Regions from separate parts of the Mus musculus genome. Here region 1 is linked to region 2. A link is a loop called in an ENCODE intact Hi-C map of the cell type or tissue named here. Cell type or tissue: left cerebral cortex. All regions are shown on one strand. Each heading gives the region's core, and the rest is flanking DNA. Links, peaks and the distances in the headings are about the cores only.

Region 1 (9,981 bases), core at 1,171-9,170, 110 kb after region 2:
ACGTTTCTAGGCCATTACAGAAAGATGTGCCCACACTTAAAGATAATCGTTACCTGTTTCTGTTGTTTCTGCTGCACTAGCTAGAAGTGAGAATGCTTATATACTGTAGGGTTATCGGGATCCTGTGTCAGCTCCGCCATACTGCTCGACCACTCAGGGAGCTGGAGTTGACTGTGTTTACCGGGAAGCTGGTGAGAGAAGCGCAGGACAGCTGGAGTTGGCTTGGGGATCCCTGGGTGTATAACAAGGTCGTGGGCCATTTGTTTCTCAGGCTCTCAGACACCCATGCACCTCTGGATGCCCCAGAAGAGCTGAGAATGGCTTGGGGTCATGCGGGCTGGATCTAGCCCGGGGCTGGGAGCGATTGGGGTGGGGAGGGGAGAAGCTCCAGCTGGTCCCAGGGGGACGGGGGAGTCCTTGGCTTGACAGGTGCAGGCTGCAGGCTTGAGCTTGGTGGCAGCTGTGGCCGGGAGCACAGAGAGGCCTTCTATAGGTGGCTCTAAAGGCAAAGGCCTTCTCCTTGGCTCCCCATATCGAATCTCGATGAAACGAGGCAGTCTATGGCTTTAAGGCATTTATTGTCGTGGCAGAAAGTTGATAGCAAAGCCACCCCCACTTTTCAGGGTGGTCCTGAGGTTAAATACCTTTTCCAGGAAGGGGTGTTTGGGAAGGAAAGCTTATTGGCTAAGCCCTTCAGGCCTTTAGGTGCCTCATTAAAATGAAGATCTGTCTTGAGCCTATGTGACCACATGTCCTCTACATGTGGAGGGGCTTGGGGCATTGCCCTTACATGACTGAAGGCCACAAACCTATGGGGGGCGGGGTGCAGCTAGTAACAGGGGCCTGGTGTCTGGGAATCAGGCAAAGTGCCTACTGTTCCTTCAGGGTTTCTGGGATTTCAAGCCTTCGCTCAACCGGGAACCAGGCTACCTTTTATGGTCCCACAATGCACTGCCTCTCTATGGCACAGTAAGTGCTCTTTTCTACAGCCTGACTCAAGGAGACTGAAAGACTAAAGACCCATGGCAAAACACCATCATATGTAAGAGAGCTTTCTATCTCTGCCCCAGCAATAATTTTTGGGGTAATTGTAAGAATCTCAGTGAGAGGTGTAGCTGGAAGTGCAAGGTAAATCGTGCATATAGACCTCGAGATGCTCTCGTCAAAGGCCAGGTGGGGTTAACTCAGGACTAACTCTGATCTTTTTCTTATTATCATTAATCATTCCATTTGTTTGCATCTCAAACGATATCCCACTTCCCAGTTACCCCTCCACCAACCCCTATCCCACACCTACCCTCCCACCCACCCACACTCTCCTTCCCTACTGCTCCAGCATCCCCCTACTCTGGGGCCCCCCTACTCCCCAGGACCAAGGGTCTCCCTCCTGTTGCTGTCAGGCAAGGCCATCCTCTGATGCCTATGTATCTGGAGCCATGGATCCCTCCTGGTACACTCCTTGGTTGGTGGTCTAGACTTTGGGGGAACTTGGTAGTCAGGCCAGCCTATGTTGTTCTTCTAATGGGGTTGCAATTCCCCTCCGCTCCTCCAGTCCTTCTGCCAGCACCCCCACCAGGTTCTCTGAGGTCAGTCTGATGATTGGCTCCAAGCATCTGCCTCTGCTTTCATCACTTGCTGGCTGGACCTCCCCAGGAACTGCCACACTTGGTTCCTCTTGACCACGGCAACAGTTTGGGTTTGGTGTCTGCAGGCACGATTTATCCCAAGGTGGGGCTGTTCCTCCGTTGGCCCTTCCTTCAATCTCTCTCCCATTTTTTTTCTCTCTGTTTTTCCTTTGGACAGGAACATTTCTGGGTTAAAGAAAACTTTGAAATGGGTGGGTAGCCCCATCCCTTGACCAGGGGCTGTGCCTATCTACTGAAGGTGGTCTCCACAGGTTCTAGCTCCCCCTTCTCTGCACATTATGGGAACCTCAGTTTCTCTGGTGTCTGAGACCATCTAGTGGCTATCCCCAATTCCTCATCCCCCCCCACCACCTATTTTTATTCAATTTTCTGACCCTCTGTACCTCTCTCACATCTCCTCTGGTTCCTGATACTGCCACCCTTATTTCCTCCTCCTCCTTTCTCCCTCCCTTGTCACCCTCTCCTTCTACCTCCCGCCTTGACCTGTTCCCCACTAAATACAGGACTGAAGCATCCACCCTCGGTTTTCCTTCACCCCAAGCTCCATATGGTCTGTAGGTTGTATCATAGGCCCTGTGAGCTTTGGGTTAGTATCTATCCACTTATTAGTGAATACATTCCATGTGTGCTCTTTTATGTCTGGGTTACCTCACTCATGATGGTATTTTCTAGTTCCATCCATTTGCCTGCAAATTTCATGAAGTCATTGGTTTTAATCACTGTGTAGTACTCCACTGTGTAAATGTACCACATTTTCTGTATCCATTCCTCTGTTGAGGGACTTCTGGGTTCTTTCCAGCTTCTGGCTATTATAAATAAGGCTGCTATGAACATAGTGGAGCATTTGTCCCTGTTATATGATAGAGCATCTTTTGGGTACATGTCCAAGAATGGTATAGCTGGGTCTTAAGGTAGAACTATGTGCAACTTTCTCAGGAACCACCAGACTGATTTCCAAAGTGGTTTTACCAGCTTTCAGTCCCACCAGCAATGGAGGAGTGTTCCTCTTTTTCCACATCCTTGCCAACATCTGCTGTCACCTGTATTTTTGATCTTAGCCATTCTGACTGGGGTGTAACTCTGATCCTTGAATAAGCCTTGATGTTGTCAACAAGCCAATCTGTGTTCTGATATGAAGTCGTTTCTTCTTTAACACATAACATCTATCAAAACAGTAAAGTTTAATAAAGTCGAAAGGTTCAGTATATAAATATCATTACCTCCTGCTCCAAATGAAACATTGGTAAACCCTTTTGTTATTATACTAAATATTTCCCTACAGGGAACAGAAGCTTATTTCTGTTTAAAATAAGATATGAAATAAAATATGTTAAATATATACTTGGCTGTGTTTATATAGCAAAGCAAGCATATGGCCATCTATATTTTCAGAGAGTAGCTAGTTATGAATATTTATACAAGTATTATTACATTAAGTTATCATGTTACATCTTCATATGTAGTATCAATAACAACAAAGATAACCAACATTTAAAATTTAGTCCTTAACATTCTTCTTTGTCAGATTATTTAATATGCAGACTAAGGTATTTTCTGATTGATTTTATATATCATATTCCTGAAAAAAATCTCTTGTACTTAATTTCATATTTTTCATTATTTTTTGGCAAAAATATCAAGAAGACAGTGCTCTTACTTGCAAATTTTTATCCTACCTTTTTGATTTTTTAAAAGTAGCAGATGTATTTTCAAAAGTCACACTGTGCCTTTTCCAAAACTCATTTTGAACTTCCACTTTGAACTGCTTGCAGAAGTAGGGGTAAGGGAGGAAGAGAACCAGACTCTACCTGGCTTTGCTCATCTGTTCCCTTCTGCACTGCCTTTCCTCTCTTCCTCGACTCTTGTCTCTTCCTGTGTAGAATGTGTTAGCCACAGAACTCTCACTCAGAAAAAGACACTAGGAACATGAGCTAGGCTTAAAGTCAAAGAAAATTTTCAATTATAGATTTTAAAATAAAGGAGATTTTGGAAGCAAACACTAGCTCATAAATAATTTTAAAAATCACCTCTCCTTTTGCATAGAGGCTCTGAGTCTCCATCTGGCCTTCCCTTCTGAAGGAGACTACTGACGCGCGCATGCACAAACATACACAGACGTAAACGAGGAAAGCAAAGGAGATACTTTTAAAAGTCTATTGAGTTAATGTTGTCCTTCTGGTAAAGTAAAGATCAGATTAGCACAAATATGTCAGTGACAGGCAACAAAAGCTTGGCACCCATATATTATATATATATATATATATATATATATATATATATATATAATATAACAAATATTCCTGTTACTTGGAGTTAAATGTCAGAAACTGCAAGTATTTAGAGGTGTGTGTGTCCACATTTTAGCTTGATGTGTTTTTAATTTAAACTCTGTGTAGTCACCCTAAAACCTTGGCCTCAAGGCATCAACTTGCAAAACAAATGTGTTTTGAAATGAGGAAACTATTAAGGTTGATGATTAATTTATGATGGCTTATGTGATATTTAGTTAAGGTCACATATGTTTAGCATATGACACCAACATTGGAATCAAAGCTTCTATGTTTTCAAACATATAAAAAGCAGTGCCTGGCACCTAGCACCTTGTGGTACTCTGATTTTTTTTTCCTAGTAGAAAATGTATAGACCATCACATTTTGGCAAGAGTTTCTGAGCTCTTTCAAAATTCTCCTAAAACAATTTCAAGAAATTTCAAGGACCACAGTAGATGTAGGACCTGGGAAACACACTGGCCAAGGACCAAAGCAGTCAGTCTCTTGTTGAGTGGAAAAAGCTCACACTGTGTCCCGAGTTCTACACCCATAAACCACTGGACCACTGATAGGAACCATCCTCAGAGACCTTACCCATCTCTGTTTGCGTTCCTCCATTGGAGAATAAAGAGAATCCTTGTGATTTCAAGACATTTTTTGCATACTTTCAACTTCCTTTTAGGGGCTGCAGCTAAGTCATTGCTCTTAAGTCTTTACCAAAAAGCCCCCCAAATGGCCAGAAGCTGGGAGGAGAACCTCAGATAAGCCACAAGCTTGAAGTTGTTGTTTTAGGAGTTATTGAAATAGAATACCAGGATGGCTCTCTGAGTTCTTCAAGGGCAGATTCATCTAGCCTGGTCCTCTTTGCTCTGTTATTGCTTGGAAAAGCCAAGATTGTACCAGAGCCTGTGGAATGGTTTTATGTACACGTATCCTTCAAGCTAACTTGGATTTGGGGACATGCAAATGGCCACTTAGCTATCAAATAGTTGAAATAAAATATGTGACCTGAAGGACTATTGTTTTTTTTTTTGCTTTGAATTATGATAATGTTATCATTAGCACTTATTTCCTAAATAATTCTAAAACACTGCATTTTGAACATTTCCCCCATTTTACAGAGGAGGAAATTCATGATCAGAGGTTGAGCAACATTGCTCTTTACAGTGTAAATACTTCCGCAGCGTGTATGCATGAGAGTGAATCTAGGAATGTAATGAGTTACTGACTGAATGAAGACAGGACGATTTTCCAGTCTCCAATATAGTTTTGCATATAGTTAGATTGCTTTTCTTTTTCTTCTAGCTTTGTCATCACCAAAACCTAGATTATAGAAACTGCAAAGAAAAGCACAAACACAAACCAAAAAGAGTTAAACATCCCCCCAAAATTAAATATTGAGTATTGTAAATGCATCCTTTATTTGACAAAAGTGGCTCATAGTAATAAATTAAAATGCAAGTCTATGTGAAATTCCACTGAGTATCATAATTCTAAAAATGTTTCCCAGCATCTGAATTGCTTCTCTGTTCTCAGCAATGGCTCACATATGTGCGCGCTGCCACCGAGTCTTGGCAGAATAGAGGACCAATTCACACAGAGCTGCATGGAATCTGGGGCTTCCATCGGCAGATGCAGTCTGGACAAGGAACTCCATTTTGAGCAGGCCAGACAAGAAGGGCTAGTCAAGGATGCAGGCTTAGGGATAACGATATTAAGAATTCATGATTTCAAAGTAGTCTAGAAACCACCTCTTCATGGTGTATTCCAAATTTGGAGGATGCAGGAAGTGAGTGTGAATCTGTAAGGGGTTCAGGGATACTTATAATCAAAATATATTGTCATGAAATTCTCAAAGAATTTTAAAAAACATGTTAAAAATTGCTAAAGAATGGAACATGAGCTCAAAATATGAAGAGTTAAAGCCAGAAACATGTGAGGTTTGAAGGTTAGGGAGCTTGACCTGTAGGCTTCTAAAGAGGTTAACTTCAGGACCTAGGACATTTGATGAGGTAACTTTTCAAGGTAGTTCTCTGTGAAAGCTGAGCTCACTCCAGCCTGCCCACTACTTTAAATACTGCTTTCTTTTCTGTTTGCTGTTTTCTGTGGCTGCATTCCACTTCACTGGAGTGCACACATACTTCTCTGCAGCCCTGAAGATAAACACGAAACCCTGAACATTCATGACTGGCATCAGCATCAATAACGTTTTGTGGTTTTTGTGATGCAGACTAGAGGAACTTCCTCCCTATGAAAAGCTCCAGATTTTGAGATTACCAACAAGCCTCAAAGTTCTACAGCAAGCTTTAAAGTTATCAGGAACTAAGAGAGACATGTGTTTGAGGGTGAATGTAAATGGTAGAGGAGGTAAAATTTAGAGCTAGGAAGGAAGGAAATGTGAGAGCAACTTGAACGCTATCCTTTCTAGAGCCTTCTCAATGGTTTTGTATTCACATAGTACTTATGCTTGTAATTGTCACTGTTTCTCTGGTGGTATAATGGCCATCAGCGAGACGTGACAGAGGGTTGTGACAAGCATTAGTTGGTCAGTCGTTTACAAGACCATTATCTAGGGGTCTGTATAAAACCTCTAAAATTTCCACTGGCATCACTGTGAGTATGGTATCCAAGAGTTACTAAACCATGGCATTTTCTGGCCTAAGTAACGGTGTTCATGTTTTTGAGACCATCACAGTTACAGTTTAATTTCATTTTGAATTCAGAAAAAGAGAGACATTAACCAAGTGCTAATCACTGCCTTGACTTCTCTTTCCTTATTGAAATTCATGCCCCCCCCATTCATTCATTCATGAAAATGGTTTCATCATTTAGTGAACTCTTCAGAGTGTCACTTCCCGAATAATTCTGAAGACTGATGCTCCGCAGTGGATTCAACTTAGTTTTTGATAAACCAGAAAAGAGTGAGACCACTGCATGAACAACTCTAAATTGCTTTCATACTCCTCTCAAATAATGGCAAGGGTTTCATGGGCAAAAACAAAGGCAGAGAAGTTCAGGAAAGCCTTGTTAGTGTGTGTGTGTGTGTGTGTGTGTGTGTGTGTGTGTGTGTGTGTAAGTCACTCTAATGGGTCAATTATTTTCTAATGGGTCAATTATTTTCTAAAATATTTTATCTTAGTCTTACCCAATATAGGAGGCACAGCAACAGGCTATTTCTTCATCATTGCTGCCTCAGTGCCATTTGTCAGCTCCACGACCTTATGAAGTCATTGAGTCCCCCTTGACTTAGCCTCCTCATCTGTGATTGTACTTCACAGGGTTCTTCTGAAAGATGGATGGAGTGATGTCCCTAAGGTGTTTTCATGAATTTTAATGGGAAGAGAGTCTAATCATCAGCCATCATAGTGTGCATCACTACCAAATGGAGTACACTGTAGGGTGGGTGGAAAGGGAAACAAAGGACTGGTCTAGATAGGTGATCCACGATTAGATTACTGCAAAGTTTGGGTTTGGGGTAAACCACAGAATGAGGAACAGCAGCGAAGAGATGGGGGTAGCAAGGGGGGCCCTAGATAGCCACACACTTATGCAGGTGCTATGGCCTTTTATAACCCGGGGAGAATTTATAACTCAGGATATTTTGCTGTTGTTTTCTCCTTGAAAATATGGCTGACCTGCTATAGGAAAAAGACTTTACAGTCGTACATCTATGGTCTCTGCATTGAATAGCAGCTGAGAAAAAGTCTCTGGAGACAGTGACCCTATTAGATCTGGTTTTATCAGATGTAAAATGAGAAATGGGCACTGAGAGTCATACTGGCTTTGAATTTCACCAAGCTATGTAGGTTTGGGCATGTCCTCTGTCCTCTGAAGCCTCAGTTTCCTTATCTATCAAATGTAGTAAGCTGGGGTTATTAAAATTATGAGTGAAATTACTTGCTGAATAATAAACTCCATAAATGTTCATTATTATTTATCGTAATAATTTTATTATCAATTCCAGCAAAGACTTGCTGATGTAAGGAAAAGGCACATGTAGGAGCAGCTGGTGGTTCATTTTTCCTTTCTTGTGGAAAAACGAAAGTTTTAGTGACGCCCATCACCATCATAGGAACTTGCTTGTTTTTAGAGGAGTCAAAAGGAAACCACTCTGCAAGGTTATGGTAGCTAAAACCTTCACTGGATCATCCATCCACAGGAGCAAGTTCTGTAGTCAGACTTAAATTTGGCCATCCAGAGAAAATGATAGCGATGTCTCCCATCTAGAGTCCCCTTTGTGGGCAATGAGACGGGAAGGCCATCCAAACAGTGCTTGTCTTGAGCGAGAGGAGGCAGATAACTGCAGAGCTTGTTTGGGCTGGGGGGTTAGCAAGTTGGTGGAGTGGTTACCATAAGAAACTCCAGACTTTACTGTTCTGCCCATTGTCTCCTAGTACAAGGGCTCCCTCTGCAGGCTCTAACACCATCCAGTGTAACATGGCTACCTAAATCCATTATTAGAGAATGCTACTCTACCTACTGACAATAAGCCTACATACTAAAAAAATGTCACAGGCAAACACACTTGTTCTTAGGTGCCATTTCTCTGGTGTGGCAGAAGCCATGCTGTTTAGTGGTGACATGAGAGTCCTACACACTCCTCTTTCTTCCATGCCCCAGCTATCATGGTTTAACAGGGACTCATGGTTCAAGGGACAAGAGACATGACACATGTATAATATATATTCTTCATCCGTGGGGTGAGATGCCATCTCTCTATATTTGTAGTTTATCAAATCCTTGATATTGTTGTGGATAGGAAGTATTGTTGATAGAAAACATGGATACATGTTGTAAATATGATCAACACTAGTTGAGAAGACACTTTTAACCCAACACAGGGAAAATACCATGAGTCAAATAGTGGCATGTTGATTTTTCTTTCTTCAAAGAGTGAGATTTTTAAAAGCCCATGCCTTTGTTTATATCCCTTTTTTAAACATTATGATATTTAGTACATACCAAGAATGTATGAAACATTTGCAAATTCTACCTGTAACACTTGTTATCTACCCATGTACCCCTCTCCTTTAGGCATTTGAAATTATCACTTGAATTATTTTTTTTTCCCTACAACACTGCGGCAATACTGACTCATGGTCACTGGTGAGATTTTTATTGGCTGTTGTTCATGAATTTAAGAAAATGTTATTGAGATCATTTGTTGTGAACATTATTAAGCATATAAGAAATCCTCCTGCCCCAGGCTTTCACATTCTCATTACACTTCATCGATTATCAGTGTGCAGTCCATCTTGTTTCATCTGTATTCCCTCCTTCACTCTCCACTGACTTTTTCTGAAACAATCCCCAGACACCATCCACATAAAGATTTGATATTTATCTCTCAAATGAAAGAATTTCTTTTCAGAACATAACTGCAGAACCACTATAAAACCTAAACATCTCAGCAATTTCTTACGATGGCAAATATCTAGTGTTGAAATCTTCCAGTTTGCCTCATGAATTTTTAATAGTTGTTTTGCTCAAATAAGTTAGGTCTGAGTGATGCCCACACATTGCATTAGATTGAGGTATCTCTCTCGTCTCTTGAAATCAATTAAGTTCCCCTTCATTGCACTCTTGTATTCTTCATGAGTATACTGTTTGTACTTGAGGCTTTTGCTGATGCTATCCCCTATCCTCGTGGAGGGGCTTCACTGTGTTTCTCTTTCTGTTTTATAAACTGACAGATCTAGCTACCCATTCAGAGCTAGGTCCAGTTTTTCTAAGTTACATTACTCACAGGTCAGGTGGTGTGTTTCACAGAGGAGGAGTATGGGAACATCATGTGTAATCATCTACTAAATCCTGGGAGGAGAGATGTGATCAGCAGCCCAGGAAAGGCAGCTAGCCTATCTGATTGACAATATATTTAGTTATGCTGGATAAAACCTATTTAGCTATGTTCACTGGTGCTCTCTTTTGCTGAACGGCATTAACCCTGACAGATACTAGCCCTGTCTCTCTTAAGAAGTGGAAGAGAGGTAGATCAGTCATGTGTAGCAGGAGGCCCTCACACAGTACAGACACTTTGTTTATGGGTACAGAGGTTCTCAAGAAAG
Region 2 (9,981 bases), core at 989-8,988:
GCCTCTGGTTTATTTGACACTGGATCAGCAGCGTGGTGGGTGGATCAAACTGAGAGGAACTTGGACAACACCATGCCATGCCTTATTCTTGACCCAGGCATATTCTTTGGATACAACTTTCAGCTGATTTGTGACCAGCTTTTAAAAATGGTTTTATGAATTTTCTGGAGTCTGTAAGGCAACAGCATTGTAATTTCCTGTGAATTGTAACGTCCCATGCCTTATCTCATGTATGCCATGTGAGTGTGAAAAATGTGGCTAACCTCCCAAGAAAAGAAAGCAAATATCTGGTTTTGACTATAGATTTCACTGTTACTTGAAAACCTCAGGGAATTTCTTGAAAAGCTACTTTGTGAGGGGGTGATGAAGAAATCATTCACATTCACGTGGAACTTTCATTTGATAAGATAGTTGTTAGAAGTAAGGCTCAGAGGATCTTTAATTATGTGATATATATATATATATATATATATATATGTATATATACATGGTATATGAATGTGTGTATGTGTCTATGGTGTATGCACATATATGTGTGTATGATATGTGTAGTATTGCTTGTATATGTATGTATGTTTGTATTGTGTATATGTGTATGACAGAGGGGAACAGTGTATGAGTGGTGAATGAGCCATCACATGAGTGTGAAGTCCAGAATAGGATGTTAGATGTCTTGCTCTGTCACTCTTCTGAGTCAGGGTTTCTCATTGAACCTGGAGCTGGCTTGAAAGCCAATAAGACCCAGTGACCCTCTGTCTCTGCTCCTCAATGTGTTGGGATTACATGGTTGACTTTGATACATGGGTGCTGGGAATTTGCAAGAAGGTCTTTCTGCTTGTGCAACAAATACTTTCATCTATTGAGTCTTCTCCCCGCCCACTGTTCTAACATTCTCTAAGTTTAGGATGACAGTAGAAATGCTACCAAATGACACTTTTTATGGTCTCAGTGTCTGCAAAACCTGGAATTTTATTTTATTTTATTTTATTTTTCTTGCATGTGCATGTACGTACACATTCACATGTGTGTGCATGTAGCCATGCATGTGGAGGCCAAGTCTCGCTGTTGTATGCCTTTCTCAACTGCATTCTTTTTTAGTTTTTGAAGTAAGGACTCTCTCTAAACCTGAAGCTCACCGTTTGGCTAGATTACCCGGCTATTGTGTCCTAGGAATCCTCCTGTATCTACCAGTCCTGCACTGATAGTGTAGACATGTCCTTTGTAGAGACTCTGGGGATGCAATTCAGATTCACACACTCTGTACTCACTCAGCCACCTCTTCAAATGTCCTTTTACTTTTACTTTTGAAAGCCTTCTTTCCTGTTCATCTTAAATTATTTTTTAACCAAGAAATAATTGTAGTGTCACATGCAATTCTAAATTAACAACAAGAACAACAACAATACTGTATCGCCATGCAGTCTGTTCTTAACTCAACATCCCCCAGTTGGCAGCATCCTGAATGGCAATGGCATTGATAGTCATGATGCAGTCATTCTGTCACCACAAAAATTACTCTTGCTGTCATTTATAAATATGTGAACTTTCTTACCTCTACCCATAAAGGCTCTTGAGAATCTCTGCTCAACACTACTTTACTGTTGCAGGATATTTGATCCCATTGTGAGCCCTGAGATTGTGTGCTTTACTGAAAAACCTGTTTCTGCTTGTGTAGCACAGCCTTAGCCCACATCTTTAATTCCTGTGGCTGAAATACAGAAACACCCTTAGTACACATCTTTAATCCCAAACAATAAAGGTAAAGTTAGTTAGTAGAAGGAAGAACCCATGTTGAAAAGTGAAGTCTAAGTGGCAGACAGAGTAACAAATCAGAGAAAGACTTGACAGGATAGGATATGACCAACTCTCAGAAGAAACAAGAGAAAAGGGAAGCTACTTAAGAGAGAGCATTGTAGAAACCAGAGGGGGAAGTTTTACAAGGACAGTTGTTCAAAGACAGAGAGAAAACAAGCTAGACACAGGTGAAGACAGAGCAAGCCAGAGAATGAGGAGACAGAAGATTAGAACAGATTGCCAGAGTTAGTATGAGGCCAAGCAGGACAACTCAGAAGAAACCGAAAGAAGCCAGATTGAATCAGTCAGCTTAGAGAAGAGTTCTGAGTCAGATGAGCTGAGATGAACCAGCCAGCCAGAGTTCAGAAAGATCAAGAAAGGGTGAGCTCATTCAACAGTCAGTCCCAGAGAATGAAAACATTCTAGGCCTAGATAAGATGGCACACAGGCCAGAAGCCTCCAGGACTAGACCTAAGCTAGCAGATAGAAGCAGTGAGCCTCGGAGACAGGCACATCAGGAGGATAAAAGATACTCAATCACTCTCCACTTCCATGACGTTCATGCCTGTGGAGTGCAGATGGTGACATGTATGTGAAACACTCAGTACTTTGACTGACACATGCTTGCTGATCTCGAGAGGTTCTTATTGTTATATTGTTATTGCATCAATATTGTTAAAATGTCAGCCATCCTAAAAAATGGTAACCATAGGATCTAAAATATGGCTCAGAGGTAAAATCTCACAAAGTGGCCTAAGCTCGACAGCCTGGGTTTTATCCCTAGTAGCTGTGAAAAGATAGAAGGAGAGAACCAATCCTATGAAGTTATTTTCTGACTTCTTAATATATACCGTGGCATGCACAAACCCCATCACATGTAGACCCACATAGAATAATTAATGAAATTAGTAAGAAAACTATTTTAAATAATTTTAACAACACATATATCTCCTTCTTCAATAATCACGCTGTTATGGATCTCAGAGGAAGCCTAGTCATTTGTAGAGCAGTAAGGTCCTTTCACCATAGACTGAATGCATAAGTTAGAAAATAAGAATAAAAGACAAAGGGCCAGCTGCGAAGACCCCCTTCTGGGATAGACATCTCAAAATATCAACCACTGTAAATAAAGCAAATAAAACTATAAATAATGACAAATCCAAGTTCTTTTCCAGTCACTTAAAAAGGCCATTGACTTGAAGGCAAGTGTTTAGGCAAGGAAAAAGTTCTATTAGGAAATCCAGCATTCCAAAGATAGGGGCTCTCACTAGCAAAAATCCATTTTGCTTAGTACCTGAAGGTGAAAGGCTCAGGTAGGAATTTTAGGGAGGTTTGTCAGATAGGTAGATACCAAGACAGTTACAAACTTAAGTGGGCTGCTTTTCCTAAAGTACAAACTGCTATATCCTGGCAAGGTCACTAGATGTCCTGACTTCCTTCCTTCCTTCCTTCCTTCCTTCCTTCCTTCCTTCCTTCCTTTCTTTCTTTCTTTCTTTCTTTCTTTCTTTCTTTCTTTCTTTCTTTCTTTCTTTCTTTTCTTTCTTGTTATTTTGTTTATTTATGTTTCAAATGTTATCCCTTTTCCCGGTTTCAATTCTGAAAACCCACCACTCTACCACCCCTCTCCCTGCTTCCACTAGGGTGCTCCCCCATCCACCCACTCCCTCCCACAGCTCTATCATTCCCCTACCCTGGGACATCAAGCCTTCACAAGACCCAGGGCTTCTCTTCTGATCAATGCCAGACAAGGTCATTCTCTGCTACACATGCAGCTGGAGCCATGGGTCCTTCTTGTGTACTCTTTCATTGTTGGTTTAGTCTCTGGGAGCTCTGGGGGGGGGGTGTCTACTTGGTTGATATTGTTGTTCTGGCTTGTTGGTTAAGAGCACTGACTGCTCTTCCAGAGGTCCTGAGTTCAATTCCCAGCAACCACATGGTGGCTCACAACCATCTGTAATGGGATCTGAAGCCTTCTTCTGGTGTGCCTGGCTTCTTTAAATGTAAGAATAAGGTAATTATTAGAAAGTCTTGTGCTGGCTGGGCATGGTGGTATACACCTTTTCATTCAAGGCTGGCTTCAACCTCAGAGATCCATCTGCCTCTGCCTCGAAAGTGCTGGGATCAAAGTTGTGCACCCTCAGATTCTAAAAGGTATCTTTAATCTGAGAACAGGAAAAAATGGTCCCCTGGGGAGGGGGAAAGACAACTGTCACTCGAAAAGATAGTGAAGTGCAACTTTTCATAGAACAGTTGCAACCTGCCAGATGGCTCCAGTCAGTGGTGACACCTCTAGCACTTTCAGTCAGTGGGAGAGTCTGTCATCTCCAAAGTTAGTGATTTTTAAAATCAGCTAAAAGCAGCAGAGTTGGAGAACTTATTTAGGTTTTCACCCAGTTACAGTTACAGTTAGAAAACATCATAACACATGCAGCCCTGCCTCATTGATACACGGGAGAGCAAGGCTCTCATAGAGGTTAGGGGCAGAGTCAGAATTCAAGTAAAACTAAATATTACCTAAACGTTCTTGTATAAAATTTTTTTCAAGAATCAGAAAGTAGAAAGACTTGAATGACTAATAGCTACATGCTCATTATTCAACTTCAGAAATTATTAATCTGCTCATTTTCTTAAAAAGATTTTGAATCTGAGTCTGCTGTCATTTATATGACTCCAGAGTGTTTGCTATTCTAAAGGGTGTCTCAGAGAACAAACCCTAGCAAAGAGAAAGACAGGAATCAAACCAAGGATATAGTGTAAGAAACACAGGCAGATGGTCGATCGACACTTACAATGTAAAAAATTTGCTCACTTTCTCTTTTCTTTATTTCTTTTTTTCTTTTTCGGAACAGTAGCCTGGAGAACACAGACTTAGTCTAAAGGGACGCTGTTCCTTTAAGTTGCTTACTGATCCCACCCAGATCTTGCACCTTGGCCAAATGCCTGACCACTCTAGTAAACAAGAATAAGAGATTGAAAAAAAAATCAAAAGCAAAGACAATTATTTCCCAGAGTACCAAACAATATCAAATAGCTAACTCTACTTAGCAATAGTCCTTGCTGTGGACATCTGCTACACTGTTCTCTTTCCTGTCTGACAGACTTCCTAAGGTAAGACAGAGCTGCTTGGTTTTAATCCTTAAACTCCATCTAGGAACTGTGCAAGGATAAACGGCTGATGATCTTGTCATGTGAAGAAAACTTATTGAAAACTTTGCCCTCTGCTGTGACTCAAAACCAATTGTTAGACAAACATGAATACTGGCTAAGTATGTAAACTTAAGACTAAATATTAAAGATACTTAATTTTTCCTTTTGCAAATTTTATTCTAAATTTACAATCTACTAAACTGTAGCACAATAATGTTAATATCTTTGGCGGGAACTTTTTAAAAATTTGAAATGGATTTCTACAATTCAGAATTCATTTTAGGATATTTTAGCATTTGACTAATTTAGAAATTTGAATAAAAATTATCCAATCATTTTGTCTTCATGTAGAAACCAGGAAAATGCAAATACTGAGGTAAAATTATTAAAATCTACTAAAATTTGTTTTATTTCTGAAAAATTATACAATATAGTCTCTTGAATGTATTGACCCTGTTAATTGACTTGAAATAAGTTTTAGGTAAAATTTCAAAATACAGCATTTGTCAAAAGAGCTGCATTTTAAATAAAATTTAGCCATAGCCATATTGACATTGAGGTTTTAATTTCTGTCATTTAACTAACTGTACTCTCTATCTCTTTTAATCATTTGTACATCTTTCTAAAAGATAAGAACTATTAAGAACTCAGGCAATAGGATGCTCTGAAAGTGGTTAGAAGTGGGTGACCTCTCACAGTGTCTAACAGAGTCAGGGAGGTCGGGGAGATAAGAGAATGGAAAAGCTAGAGAAAGAAAAATAAAGCCAAGAGGATTCCCTGCGGACCCCACAGGAAAGCAAAAAAGTTTGTGTCAGGTGCCTAACCAACAGCCTCAGAAGAAACCATAACACAGAGATATTATGGTTATTGTCATGCTTGAGTGGTGTCAGTGGCTATTAGACACATGAGGATTAAGTTCTATGGTCCGGAATGCCTGAGATGTTTCTCCTGGTATGGGTGCAAGAAAGAAAACCCCTGTATAACATTAATGATTTGTTTTTCCCTCTGAAAATGCAGTAGCAGCTGTGTGTGTCTACACAACTTTATCTTTTCACTAAGCTTCAGAATCAAAGAAGCAGCTCTTTCATGTTCACCTTGGCTAAAACAGGGGTGCCATTTCTATGTTCTATTTCCTTAGCCCAGTTCTAGTGGGGTTTAGTTTGTGTTTTTGCTTTGACTACCCACTGCCTTCAGATCTTAGTATAGCTGGTCGAGAGCTTGGTTGACATTTAGACAATTGCTCTCAGCACATGCGCCAACACAGGTGCTTCACACAGAAGTGAAGTTCTGTTAATAAGCTTCCTGCTGCCTGCTATTTGAGGAAGAAACAGTGGCCTGAAGCCAGCAGTAGCGTTATCTCCAGCCAAACAGTTTTGCTTCTTTGTGGGATTTAATCCATCTGCCTGTCTGAAAGAAGTCCGTCTCCCAGCTCACCCATCACTGCCGTTGCATGTATTATTCCCACCCTGGATTGAAGAGTCTGGAAAAATCATGGTCGTGAATTTCCAGTTCACATTTTCTGAAGGCAAGGTGCCAAAAGGAGGAAAATGTGATTCCTTTTCCAGACCTTGTGGAGTTAATGCAGCCGAAGGAGGCAAGCACTCGGAAACCACGCCGATTGTCAATTCTAAATAAACCTTTTGTTCCTGTTCCCTTGGGTATCCTGAGCTAGCAACATATCAGTCTCCTTTTGTCAGGAAATTCTGTGGATTTAAACATCACTGTGTGTGCAGCTGGGCATATTGAACTGATACAGATGACTGAGAATTTTAATAGAGAATTAGAGTTTTCATTGTTTACATAGAAAAAAATAGTTGGGTTAAAGGGGTAGGCCTCTGACTTCAGATCTTTCCCCATTTTGCTTGGAAGTCTCTTTTAAGCAAACCTAGTGGGTTTTGTAGTCAAATTAATTTTTATTCATTAGATATGCAGTTCCACTGTGGAACCTGATGAAGATAAACTTTCCAAAGCAAGAGAAAAGAGAAAAGAGAAAAGAGAAGAGAGAAAAGAGAAGAGAAAAGAGAAAGGAGAAAAGAGAAAAGAGAAAAGAGAAAAGAGAAAAGAGGAGAGAGAAAAGAGAAAAGAGAAAAGAGAAGAGAAAAGAGAAAGGAGAAAAGAGAAAAGAGAAAAGAAAAGAGAAAGGAGCTATGGAAAGCTGAGGAAGAATTTTATTCTAACTTGACTTGATTCACTGACGCTGTGTGCACATCACAGCAAGACTGAAAACGTAGTGGTTCTGTGTGACCCAAAGAGTTGGCTTTGCTAAGCATCAGTTATAGTAAAAATGAATATAACAAACATGCAGTCACCTGAATTCACTCTGAGCGATCTGGAAATGATAAAGCAGATACTGGGATGGAAGCATAGTCCCAGAACAGTGTGGGACTGAGAAACTGATCAATGGCATTCCCTATTCCAAGCTCTCTGTAATATAGGAAGAAAGTAGTGCTGCTTAAATACAATGACTTCGATAGAAGTGAATGCTTACCAAGAAATGTCTGGTCATGGTACCATGACTTGCTTAGCTTAGAAACTTTAAAAATCTCAGTGTGAGTGTTTTACTTGAAATGTGAATGTGTGTGTGTGAGTGTATGTGTGTTTGTTTGTGTTTGAGTGAGTCAGTGTGTGTGTGTGTGTGTGTGTGTGTGTAAAGTTCAGAGGATAGCTTTCTGAAATTAGCTCTCTCCTTACTCTGTGTGTTTGAGTGAGTCATGGTGTGTATATGTGTATGTGTGTATGTGTGTGTGTGTGTGTGTGTGTGTGTATGTGTGTTTGTGTTTGAGTGAGTCAGTGTGTGTGTATATATATGTGTGTGTGTGTATATATGTGTGTGTGTATATATGTGTGTGTGTATATGTGTGTGTGTGTATGTGTATATGTGTGTGTGTGTGTATGTGTGTGTGTATGTGTGTGTGTGTGTGTGTGTGTGTGTGTGTATGTGTGTGTGTGTGTGTGTGTGTGTGTGTGTGTGTGTGTGTGTGTAAAGATCAGAGGATAGTTTTCTGAAGTTCTCTTCTTATACTACGTGGGTCCTAGAGAATCAAAGTCAGGTCATCATGATTGGTGTCAAGTTCCTTAACTTACCATGTTGTTGGCCCAAATCACAGCCTTTGACTCTACAGGCTTGAGACTATTTATTTATGTTTAATTAGTTAATTAATTAATTTATTCTCTCTCTCTCTCTCTCTCTCTCTCTCTCTCTCTCTCTCTCGCCTGACAGGTAACTTGTGTATATTTTATGACTTCCAGCTGGTGTTTTTATGGGAGTCTAGAGTGTACAAATGAGTCTCGGTTTTTTGTGCCTTCTTTTGGGTTCTTTTTTCATCACATTACAATTCCTTAGAAACCTGTTTGTTTTCTTGTTCTTTTCTTTCTTTTTTTAAAGACTTATTTATTTAGACTGTCACTCTCTTTAGACCTACCAGAAGAGGGCATTGGATCCCACTACAGATGGTTGTGAAATGCCATGTGGTTGATGAGAATTAACTCAGGACCTCTGGAAGAGCAGTCAGTGCCCTTAAGCTCTGAGTCATCTCTTCAGCCCACCTTCTTGTTTTCTAATGAGAGACAGGAAGGGGATGGATCTGGGTGGGAAGGGAGATGGGGAAGGACTGGGAGGAATAGAGGGAGGAGAAACCGTAATCAAGAAATGAGGAAAATTATTTTCAATAAAAGAGAAAAGGTAAATATTACCTTTTATGGAAGTATTTATAACTGAATTTTCCATTTCAAGGTGTTACCAGGCAGATGAATTTTTACCATCTACCATAATGAGGAGAAGAGACGTTGCCTTCTGTCTTCTGCTTTTGCCAGCTTTTATGACTCAAGCAGTGTATGGACAAAGAAAGAAAGGACCAAAGCCAAACACACTTGCAAGGAAAAATGACTTCCAGGGTAAAAAAAAAGAAAGCATTTTTTTTTAAAGTTTTAGTTTTAGCCTGTGAAATCACTAACATAAGATTTTAAAATAGTGTTTGGTTTAAATAGCAAATCATGTGTAGTATACATGTAATATTCTGCTTGATAAACTTATACCACTGTAGTAATAAGCCCTAAGTATCTAGATTTTAGAGATTTAGAACACTTTGTTTCATTTTAACTTCAATTGTAAATCAGAACACTTAAATGACATATTTAAGGCCAGAGACAAGTCAGCTATTAAGAAACCGATCTAGAATTCATTTTCAACTTTGAAAAGTTTCTTTTCCTGTTCTATTCCTATGATGAATGCAGACACATTTTCTCATTTGGTTTCAAGGTACTAATATGATGTAACCCAACTGTTAGACAGACATTTTTTTGATTTACCTTTTGACGCCTTTTCCTAGTATTTAATTTTAAAAATATGCTGCACTTTCTTTTTTTAATGCTTTAAGTGGTATAACCTTTGTGTTCTCTTTCAGATGCCATTTGCTTCATAGATGTTGTCTTTATCTTGGACAGCTCAGAAAGCTCCAAAATTGTACTCTTTGATAATCAGAAAGATTTTGTGGACAGCTTGAGTGAGAAGATTTTCCAGTTGACTCCTGGCCGTTCATTAAAATATGACATCAAGCTGGCAGCCCTTCAGTTTAGCAGCTCGGTCCAGATTGATCCACCCTTGTCTTCTTGGAAGGATCTCCGGACATTTAAGCAGCGGGTCAAGTCTCTGAATTTAATTGGGCAAGGTACCTTTTCTTATTATGCCATCTCCAATGCCACAAGGCTACTTAAAAGAGAAGGGCGTAAAGATGGCGTGAAGGTGGCTTTGCTGATGACTGATGGCATCGATCATCCCAAGAGCCCAGATGTCCAAAGTATTTCTGAAGATGCTAGAATTTTGGGAATATCATTTATCACCGTTGGACTTTCCACTGTGGTCAATGAAGCCAAACTTCGTTTGATATCTGGGGATCCTTCCAATGAACCCGTTCTACTATTGAGTGACCCAACACTTGTAGACAGAATTCAGGAACGCCTGGTAGGTACCTAGAGGGATATATATATATATATATCCTTGCTGTATAGTCATATTGCAGTTATTTAACAGTAGATACAAAA

What was found. Peaks named below come from ENCODE experiments on the same cell type or tissue, not always from the same donor. Only the 100,000 strongest peaks of a DNase experiment are listed, where the experiment ranks them.
Region 1: it touches region 2 in a loop (2.8-fold over the local background); 16 of 42 quality-filtered maps call a loop at or near these places.

The regions. Positions count from the first base shown.
Region 1 is chr6:8,064,721-8,074,701 of GRCm38, reverse strand. All of the region lies in intron 25 of Col28a1 (collagen, type XXVIII, alpha 1), which reads left to right. Among named protein-coding and RNA genes, the nearest start is that of Gm35384, 70 kb to the right of the region's middle. In left cerebral cortex, for the core only: a CTCF peak has its summit at 8,328 (motif pointing left); DNase peaks (open chromatin) are centred at 5,503 and 8,321.
Region 2 is chr6:8,175,086-8,185,066 of GRCm38, reverse strand. Col28a1 (collagen, type XXVIII, alpha 1) reads left to right here. Exons shown (of 35, transcript NM_001037865.1): 2 at 8,675-8,835; 3 at 9,345-9,901. The coding sequence starts at 8,712. Among named protein-coding and RNA genes, the nearest start is that of Col28a1, 13 kb to the left of the region's middle. In left cerebral cortex, for the core only: a CTCF peak has its summit at 8,375 (motif pointing right); DNase peaks (open chromatin) are centred at 4,073, 6,316, 8,446 and 8,744; H3K4me3 peaks cover 384 bases.